Regions from separate parts of the Homo sapiens genome. Here regions 2 and 3 are each linked to region 1. The links are chromatin contacts, found by Hi-C or POLR2A ChIA-PET in ENCODE. All regions are on one chromosome and are shown on one strand. The core of a region is the stretch at or near the end of the contact, and the rest is flanking DNA. Distances in the headings are between cores, read along the strand shown.

Region 1 (3,073 bases), core at 389-2,888:
CGAGATCACCCTGGTCAACATTAGTAGAGATGAAACCCCATCTCTACTAAAAATACAAAAATTAGCCAGGCGGGGTGGTGGGCGCCTGTCATCCCAGCTACTCGGGAGGCTGAGGTGGGAGGATCGCTTGAACCCGGGTGGGTGGGGGCGGGGTGGAGGAGGCGGTGGTGGAGGTTGCAGTGAGCTGAGATAGTGCTCCAGCCTGGGTGACAGAGGAAATTCCGCCTCAAAAAACGAACAAAAAACCCACAAGTCTATTTTTTCTCTCTAGCATTCTACCTGACCTTAAGGGATACTAAGGAAAGGGTGAGAATGGTGTAGGAGATGTAGAACTCCCAGAGATGGGACGTTGAGGAGGAAGAAACACAAGAGCTTTCAGGTTCATCTGTTATATGGGATAAAAGAAAAAAAGGAGAGCTTTCAGGAAAGATTTCTAAGACCGCTGGAGTCATGCCAGCGATTAGTGCCTGACGGCAAAATTACCCTTTCCCGGCTGTTGCTGAAATCTAAGGGATGATGATGAGGTGGACAAGGGAGCATGGAGAAAAAGTCTGAAGGGATGTTAAGGAAGCAACTGACTGGATATGCTAAGACGAAGGGAAGAGTAGAGTAGATTTCGGCTTAGGTATCTGTAAGTATGCTGGTGCATTTCAGGAAAAGAGGGCAAAGAGGGGAGGTTGTTTGTATGAGTTCGCGTTCGGATAGGCTGAGGTAGAGTTTGAGTTTGAGGTGCTCGTTGGGATAAGTAGGTTGAAGTATTCTGTAAGCAGTTAGGCATAAGGGTCTGAGCTTCTGAAACAAATTTGGACGTTAGTTGAAAGCATATAAATGGGTAAGACTCTTCGGGATAAGTGAAGAATTGGAGACAGGGAAACAGTCCAGCTGGACTCGCAGATTTAGAGATGGGCAGTGGCATGGGGGAGCAGGATAAGAAAAGTCGGCGAGGTAAGAAGAAAAACAGGGCGACATTTTGAAAGCCAAGGGAGCAAGTTTGAAGGCCGCCTCCTGGAGGTCAAGAGGAGGATGACAAATCTATTCTAGCCTCGGTCAAACCGGATTCCGAGGAGTGCAGGCGGGTGGGGGTGGGGCGGAGACACGCCGCTGCGGGCGACTTAAGTTTAGGGGCGAGAAAGGAGGCAGCCTTAGTAGTACATGTATTTTTAAAGGGAATTTGGCTGTGACGAGACAGAAAGGGCGGGACTTGGCAGTTTAGAGCTCAAGGGGATCATCGGCTTCAGAATCCCCTACTCTTTCGTGAGAGTAACTCTCCGTCTAAGGATGTCTTCTGCAGTTCCTTAGGGTCCATATTGGGATTTCCCGGCTGTAAACTAAACAAAGCAAAGCAAAACAAAACAAAAACCCACAGTGCCTCTCAGTAAAACAAAACCAGTATTTTGTTTGAAAGCCTGCTCTCTTTAAAGATCCTGGCATGCAAATAAGGGGCTTTAATGTGGCTCTCAGCGATTGGTAGATACTTACAAAATCCGTCATTTCCTTTCAGTGCAGGACGCAAACCAAGAGGCGGCTTTCTGCTTTTCTATTGGCTGTTAGATACGGCTCCGCTTTTAGCCAATCAAACGACTTCCCTTCACCCCTCCCGGTAGCTCTTATAAATTACATCAAATTGGTTATTCTTTCCACATTCTTCTCCTTGTAAAAGAAGCTGTAACTGCAATTTTAGCCGTAATGTCAGGACGCGGAAAGCAGGGAGGCAAGGCCCGCGCTAAGGCCAAGTCGCGCTCGTCCCGCGCTGGTCTCCAGTTCCCGGTGGGGCGAGTGCACCGCTTGCTGCGCAAAGGCAACTACGCGGAGCGGGTCGGGGCAGGCGCCCCGGTGTACCTGGCGGCGGTCCTCGAGTACCTGACCGCGGAAATTCTGGAGCTGGCGGGCAACGCGGCTCGGGACAACAAGAAGACGCGCATCATCCCTCGCCATCTGCAACTAGCCGTGAGGAATGACGAAGAGCTCAACAAGTTACTCGGGGGTGTCACCATTGCCCAGGGCGGCGTCTTGCCCAATATCCAGGCTGTCCTGTTGCCCAAGAAAACGGAGAGTCACAAGCCTGGCAAGAACAAGTAATTAAGAGGCTTGACACCATACTCATTCACCCCAAAGGCTCTTTTAAGAGCCACCAAAGTGTCAAATGAAGGGCTGATCACGAAATAGCGCATTAGCTCTTTTTTTGAAAACTTGGGTGGCTCTAAAAAGAGCCTTTGGTCTTGGTTTGTTTGTCTGCATTTATTTGCTTTTGGCTTTGTGGCTTTCGGTTTTCTTTGGTAACAGAACGGCCTGGATGTTAGGCAAAACGCCGCCCTGGGCGATGGTGACTTTGCCCAGCAGCTTGTTCAGTTCCTCGTCGTTGCGGATGGCCAGCTGGAGGTGACGAGGGATGATGCGCGTCTTCTTGTTGTCCCGAGCCGCGTTGCCCGCCAGCTCCAGGATCTCGGCGGTCAGGTACTCGAGGACCGCCGCCATGTAGACGGGCGCGCCGGCCCCCACCCGCTCCGCGTAGTTGCCTTTGCGCAGCAAGCGGTGCACTCGCCCTACCGGGAACTGGAGGCCAGCGCGGGACGAGCGCGACTTGGCCTTGGCGCGGGCCTTGCCTCCTTGTTTGCCACGACCAGACATGACTGAAATCAAGGTTAAACACAGACAACGCTCAGAACCTCGCAACAAAATAAGATTGAAAGAGAACCAAGAGGAAAGCCTTTATAAGCTTTCCTAGGGGTGGGGTCAAGAACGAGTTTTTCATTGGTCCTAATATGGCTTCAGAACCGGCCAATCAAGTCAAGAGTCGGTGTTGTTACGTACGCATTGCTGAAAACGCAAGGTCCGCACACGGACCAATGGAAATGAACGACTTTCGGAGCCCTAATTTGCATAAGGTGGTTATAAAAGAATCAGGCCCGCCCATTCTCTTACTTCTTTTCTTGGCTAAGCCGCGTTTGTACTGTGTCTTACCATGCCTGAACCGGCAAAATCCGCTCCGGCCCCTAAAAAGGGCTCCAAGAAAGCCGTCACCAAAGCCCAGAAGAAAGACGGCAAGAAGCGCAAGCGCAGCCGCAAAGAGAGC
Region 2 (3,073 bases), core at 209-2,708, 1.6 Mb before region 1:
TGAATGAATGGATGCATGATCCATTTTCAATAAAGCATGCTAACAGTTACTGGTCAACGGTATATGGCATAGTCTGCGCTAGATCTCATTGGCTGGGAGAATAAATTGACAGGGCATGGGGAAATATGTTGGAATTTTTCAAAGGTTAATAACGTAATATACATAATGTAAATATAACATATATAATGAATTATACTAATTACACGACAGTATAAAATAGGATTTGAGTTTCATGTAGTCTTTTGGTGATTGATCCCATAATCCTAATATGGGCTTCTCCAGATCAGGTCTGGAAAGTCTTCAGAAGTATTTTCAGAAGGATTTAGTGATTCTTCTCATTCAAATAATGAAGTCCTTCCTAAGCATCCTACACTAGTGGAAATCACTCACATGGTTTTGGTATGAAATGGAATGAAACTGGGTGGTGGCAGTGTGTGTATGTGTATGCACATGTGCACACTCACACGGGCAGGTGCATACAATTTGGAATGCCTACTTCCACTGCCTATTTTCAGTCTGGTGGTTTGAATGGAGTGTGTATATAAAGAGCACAAATAAACATAGTTCTGGATTTCCCCTTTCTGCACCAAGTACCTTGATTTCACATTTGGTTTGAAGCAAATATTTGTGTATTGCTTAAATAGCAAACATTTTCAAATATTCAAGGAAAATATTACATTTTTATAATCTCAGAAGGCAATAAAGGACAAAATTTCTTAGCTACCTGAAAAGAGGTAGTTTTTGTCTGGGGAAGAATAAACAGGTGGATGGTCGTTTGAGTGGACTAACCAATTTCTTTGAGCCAACCCATCTCAGCCTTGATTGGAGCAAAAAGCATAAGGATGTGGAGTGTGTGTGGTTTCTTGGAACTGGGGATCTCTGCTGAATCTACTCACAATGGGAGCAAAGCAGTTTCCATCACAATAATCGCTTTAACAATCGTGTGCCACTTCTTTCCAGGATCCAGAAGGGCTTGAGGATCAAAATGGCTTTTAAAAGTTCTTCACTTAAACAAGGCCGCAGCCACAAGGTTACTTGGCCGAGTGTCTCTTGAGAAAGAGTGAGTGCCATTTTGTTCTTTGTTCCAATGACAGTTGTTGGTGCCACTGGGCCTCACCACCTGGCCTGTGTCATGAAGTCTCCCTCTTGACTGGGTCTAAGCCTTGAGTGGAAAGTGGGGGAGCCTCCCAACACTTCCTTGGAAACTCTTGGCAAGTAAATTGGGGAATATTTTCTTTGGAAGTCTCATTTTTCTCACCAAAATTTAGATATAGCTTCTGAAGCTAATTATTCTTTTTTCATTACAAAAAATGTTTTCCTTTATTTATTTATTTGCAGGCCCAGCCAAACTTGACTAGAAAAGAAGCCCGGGCAGGGGTTTGGATGAGCCCATGACGTGCAGCGCGCTCCGACCAATTGGGAGGCCGTGAAAAAGGGGAGGGCGGAAGTGACGAGCCGTATCCCTCCGCGGGGCGAGAGGGTCGGTGGGGGGAGTCGGCGTCTCTCTCCCCCGCGCCAGCTCCCGTACACGGAGCCGCATTCCTTGGCCCCCCCACCCCCCTCCCTCGGGGCCCCCCCGCCCCCCTCGGGAAAAAAATCCACCCCGAATCACTCGAACCCGAGGGAGGCTTCCTTTCACCCTTGGGGAGACGAGCTTTCAACGGTTACCTCTTCTTCGTCTCCCCCCAAGCCCCCGTCCCCTCCCCCTGCTCCCACCCCCTTCTGGCGCCGGGTGTAAGGTCCCTTTAAGGCGACGGCGCCTTCCTCGGGTCAGACTACCGGCGGCGACGACCACAGGAGGTGAGTGAGCGAGCGAGCCTTCTCTCTCCCCACCCCCTGCTCCCGGGGGTTCCGTTATCTTTTCGCTCGGCGAGGCGTTCAGAGGCGAGACAATGAGAGGGGGATGGGGCCGGTACGCGCGGGGGTGGGGGCGGGGGGCCGGCGGTGCGCGCCCCCGCCCACCGCGAGTGGCGGCGCGGCCCGCGGCAGGGGCGGCCGCGGGGTGCGGCGCGCGAGCGCGAGTGTGTGTGCGTGCGCCCCGGGCCGCGGGAGCCGCGCGAAGGGCCGGCGGCGGAGGTCCCTGCCTGCCGGCTGGCCGGCCGCCCCCGCCCCCCGGCGCCCGCCGCGGCGCGCGCGCGCGCACTCGCGCCCCACGGCCCCGCACACAGCCCGACGTCCACACGCACGCTCGGCGCGAGGCGTCTCGGAGGAGTGGGCGGCGCGGGCGCGGGCGGTGGCCCGCTGGGGAAGGGGCGGGGGCGGGGGCGCGGGCGGTGGCGAGACGGCGGGGCGCGGCGGGAGGGGCCGGCGAGGGGGCGAGGCCGTGCGGCGGAGGGGCGGGCGGCGGCGGAGCGGCCCCTGGGGGTGGGGGTGCGCGGCCCTCCCCGCCCCATTCCCGCTCCGAGAAGGAGTGGGGCGCTCGTTTTGAGCGGGAGGAGGAAAATGAGTGATTGCTGAGCCGATCCCTTGTGTTATGTAATCTCTGCTTGGTCTAATAGTACATCCTAAGCCTTAGTGCACTGCAGCTAGTTTACGAAGTCTCCTCCCTCGGTCCCCAAATTTCTTTTGGGATGGCGCCGTGATTTATAAAATGGAATGAGGCGGGGAATCTTTATTTTCTGGTGATTATGTCCTGCCGCGGTGGGCGCCATGTTTATCCCGGGGACTATTTTATTTAGATTCTTGGCACCTTTTGCAAAGGAGTACTGTCATTGATCTATTTGTTTTCCGTCTTTCTGCGTGTTGTTCTTATTTCCTTCCTCTCCAGATGTGGGATTCTCTCAAACTGCTAGTAGCACTTGTCTTAGACATTCTTAGTTCAGAAAAAGGTAGTGCTGATGAGTCCTTAGAGTCATTTAGTGGCCAGTCTCATTTTCGAAATGGAAACTAAGATGCAGTTGGACTATCTCACAGCAGCCGCCGTCTTGATGCAAGCGGTGTAGCCCGTCCTTCCAAGCCCGTAGACACCTCTTACCGCCGCTCAAAACTCCACAGAAATGGGGTTTTACTTTTTTTTTTTTTTTTGAGACGAAGTTTCACTCTTGTCGCCCAGGCTGGTGTGCAGTGGCACGAT
Region 3 (3,073 bases), core at 383-2,882, 1.4 Mb before region 1:
TTATTATTATTTTTTTTTTTTTGAGAGGGAGTCTCACTCTGTCGCCCAGGCTAGAGTGCAGTGGCGCCATCTCGGCTCACTGCAACCTCCACCTCCGGGGTTCAAACGATTCTCCCACCTCAGCCTCTGGAGTAGCTGGGACTACAGGCGTCCACCACCACGCCTGGCTAATTTTTGTATTTTTAGTAGAGATGGGGTTTCACCATGTTGGCCAGGCTGGTCAGTAACTCCTGACCTCAGGTGATACACCCACTTCAGCCTTCCAAAGTGCTGGGATTACAGGCCTGAGCCACGCCCCAGCCAGACACTTTTCAAAAGACGATATACATACAGCCAACAAGCCTATTAAAAAAACCTCAATATCACTGATCATTAGAGAAATGCAAATAAATCAAAACCACAACGAGATACCACCTAACACCAGTCAGAATGGCTATTACTAAAAACTAAAAAAATAACAGATGCTGGCAAGGTTGCGAGAAAAGAGAACACTGTTCTATCGTTGGTGCAAGTGTAAATTAGTTCAATCACTGGGAATCACTTGAACCAGGGAGGCGGAGGCTGCAGTGAGCCAGACTGGGCCACTGCACTCCAGTCCGGGAGACAGAGCGAGACCGTCTCAAAAAAAAATTATTCATCGTTTATCTGAAACTCAAATTTCACTGGGCATCCTGTATGTTATCTGGCAATGCTATGCTCCCCCGAGAAAATAAAAAGAAGAAATCTCATAGGTGCCTGTTTCACCCAATCGGTGATTTGTGTTCGTCAACTATTCTGTATTACATTCAGTGATTACACTTAGAAGGAACTCTTGAAACCCTGCAAAAATTTATGTCCTCCTCTTCTAATGTGACTCGTAATAGGTACTCAGCCCAAGCCTGAAACTGACAAAGAGAGCTACCTCACCGGATAAAGCCTTTGTGTCAGACAGCCGTGGGTTTAAATCTTGACTCCACCACTTAACTAGCTGTATGATTTTGGACAAATCACTTAAAATCGCTGAGACTCGGTATCCTGAACCGTAAAATGGAGAGATAATTTACCTTAAGGTGTGGTTGTGAGGTATAAGTGAGATAAACAAAATGACTGATACATAAAAAGCAATCTGTAAATGGTACCTTTGAAGATGATACAGGGAAAGGTAATGAAGTTAGAGACGAGGGAATGGGGAGAGGAAGGGATTAATAATCTATTTTCCTAATAGACGTTATTTTGCAAAGAAAGGAGGGCAGAAAACTATTACGATGAGTCCGAAAAGCAGAACTGTAGCTAAAGACAGACCCGGGCTGCTCTAGAGAAGACGGCGCTAGAACAGAGAAAGGAAGCAGGAATGACCAGTCAATGACCGTCCCCCTGGGGGTAACAGTGGTAACCCGGGACTATCCGCCACTCCAGGGCCCCGGGATGACTCAGGGAGTCCAGCGGGCTCCTTACCTCCGGGGCCAGGGCCGCCTCTCGCCCATGAGCCCCTGGCCCCCACCCCAGGCCCTCCCTGCCTTGGCGCTACACGCGCCCGGAACCCAGCTCTGCCCCTCCTGCCCCGAAGTAGCTCCTCACCACACCATAGTGCTTTCCAACACCATCTTGCCACCTTCCTCCCTCCCGACCGGGTCTCCGGGACGGCCTAACAACAACTCCTCCAATTGGCCCGTCGCTCTTCACCAATCACAGACCTCGGCTTGGCCAGCTGCTTCCGCCTCCGTCCCCCACGTTGCGTTCTGGGAGTTGTAGGTGCCGCCAAACAAATTTGTAGGCGTCTTGAGGGTAGTTGAAGGGAATCGCGGTAACACAAAAAACAGGATCTAGCCTCCACTTTCCCTGCCATTGCAGTTCTCAGTTGGGGTTTCCCGCTGGCCGGATCTCAGGGGAGCTATGGAGGAACCTTTGAAAGTGCTGTGTCGATTCCGGCTTCGGCATTTTAAAAAAGTGTCGGGATCGGCCGAGCGCGGTGGCTCACGCCTGTTAGCCCAGCACTTTGGGAGGCCAAGGCGGGCGGATCACGAGGTCAGGAGTTCGAGACCAGCCTGGCCAGCATGGTGAAACCCTGTCTCTACTAAAAATACAAAAAATTAGCCGGGCATGGTGGCGCACGCCTGTAATCCCCGCTACTCGGGAGGCTGAGGCAGGAGAATTACTTGAACCCGGGAGGCAGAGATTGCAGTGAGCCGAGATCGCGCCACTGCACTCCAGCCTGGGGGACAGAGTGAGACTCCGTCTCAAAAAAAGAAAAAAAAAAGTGTCGGGATCGCTAATGACTTTCTACAGCCCTCAGTTCCCTGTAGAATTTTAATTCAACAAGCCCTTATACCCTTCAATTGAATTTATTTGTATATTTATCTCCTCCCTCGTTTAACTAAGGGTGGGCAACGTGCCTTTTTTTTTTTTTTTTTTTTTTTTTTTTTTTTTTTTTTTGAGACGGAGGAGTCTCGCTCTTTCACCCAGGCTAGAGTGCAGTGGCTCGATCTCGGCTCACTGCAACCTCCACCTCCTGGGTTCCAGGGATTCTCCTGCCTCAGCCTCCCAGGTAGCTGGGACTACAGGGGCATTCCACCATGCCCGGCTAATTTTGTATTTTTAGTAGAGACGAGGTTTCACCATGTTGGCCAGGCTGGTCTCGATTTCCTGACCTCAGATGATCCACCCACCTCAGCTTCCCAAAGTGCTGGGATTACAGGCGTGAGCCACCACACCTGGCCGGCAACGTGTCTTAATCTTTACAATTCCCTAAGCCCAGTACAGAGCCCGGAAAAGATTTGACAACTCAATTATATTAACTAATCTGCCAAAGAACAAACCACTAAACCGTTTTGGTTAATCAAAAATTACATTCAAGGCCTGATGCAATGGCTTAGGTTTTATAATCCCAGCGTTTTGGGAGGCCCAGGCAGGAGGATCAACTCAGGCTAGGAGTCTGAGACCAGCCTGGACAACACAGCCAGACTCCGTCTCTACAAAGTTTTATTGTTTGAGACAGGGTGTCGCTCTGTTGCCCAGATTGGAGTGCAGTGGCCTGATCTCGGCTCACTGCAATCTCCACCTCCCGGGTTCAAGCCATCCTCCTGCCTCAGCCTCC

Evidence for each region. A loop is a pair of places that touch in the nucleus more often than their neighbours do. ChIA-PET counts read pairs that join two places held with the same protein, here RNA polymerase II (POLR2A). Pooled maps may share reads with other maps.
Region 2: a loop to region 1 is called in a pooled map, with 6 times the contacts of the local background. The contact joins the promoter of POGZ here to the promoter of H2AC21 in region 1. A Hi-C loop is called at or near these places in 2 of 50 pooled maps. POLR2A ChIA-PET finds 5 or more read pairs at or near these places in 3 of 52 experiments (GM10248, OCI-LY7 and activated B cell).
Region 3: a loop to region 1 is called in a pooled map, with 12 times the contacts of the local background. The contact joins the promoter of PSMD4 here to the promoter of H2AC21 in region 1. A Hi-C loop is called at or near these places in 5 of 50 pooled maps. POLR2A ChIA-PET finds 5 or more read pairs at or near these places in 2 of 52 experiments (CD4-positive, alpha-beta memory T cell and GM10248).

Annotation. Positions count from the first base shown.
Region 1 is chr1:149,886,530-149,889,602 of GRCh38, reverse strand. It overlaps H2AC21 (H2A clustered histone 21), which reads left to right and starts at 1,638. Exons shown (of 1, transcript NM_175065.3): 1 at 1,638-2,134. The coding sequence starts at 1,687. The coding sequence ends at 2,079. H2AC20 (H2A clustered histone 20) reads right to left here and starts at 2,685. Exons shown (of 1, transcript NM_003517.3): 1 at 2,192-2,685. The coding sequence starts at 2,628. The coding sequence ends at 2,239. H2BC21 (H2B clustered histone 21) reads left to right here and starts at 2,921. Exons shown (of 1, transcript NM_003528.3): 1 at 2,921-3,073. The coding sequence starts at 2,963. RefSeq lists enhancers at 828-947, 750-1,344, 1,568-1,857, 1,878-2,017, 2,428-2,487 and 2 more.
Region 2 is chr1:151,457,879-151,460,951 of GRCh38, reverse strand. It overlaps POGZ (pogo transposable element derived with ZNF domain), which reads left to right and starts at 1,458. Exons shown (of 19, transcript NM_015100.4): 1 at 1,458-1,800. RefSeq lists an enhancer at 1,188-1,237 and silencers at 2,068-2,117, 2,308-2,357.
Region 3 is chr1:151,253,293-151,256,365 of GRCh38, reverse strand. PSMD4 (proteasome 26S subunit ubiquitin receptor, non-ATPase 4) reads right to left here and starts at 1,632. Exons shown (of 10, transcript NM_002810.4): 1 at 1,558-1,632. The coding sequence starts at 1,583. RefSeq lists a silencer at 1,371-1,510 and an enhancer at 1,551-1,740.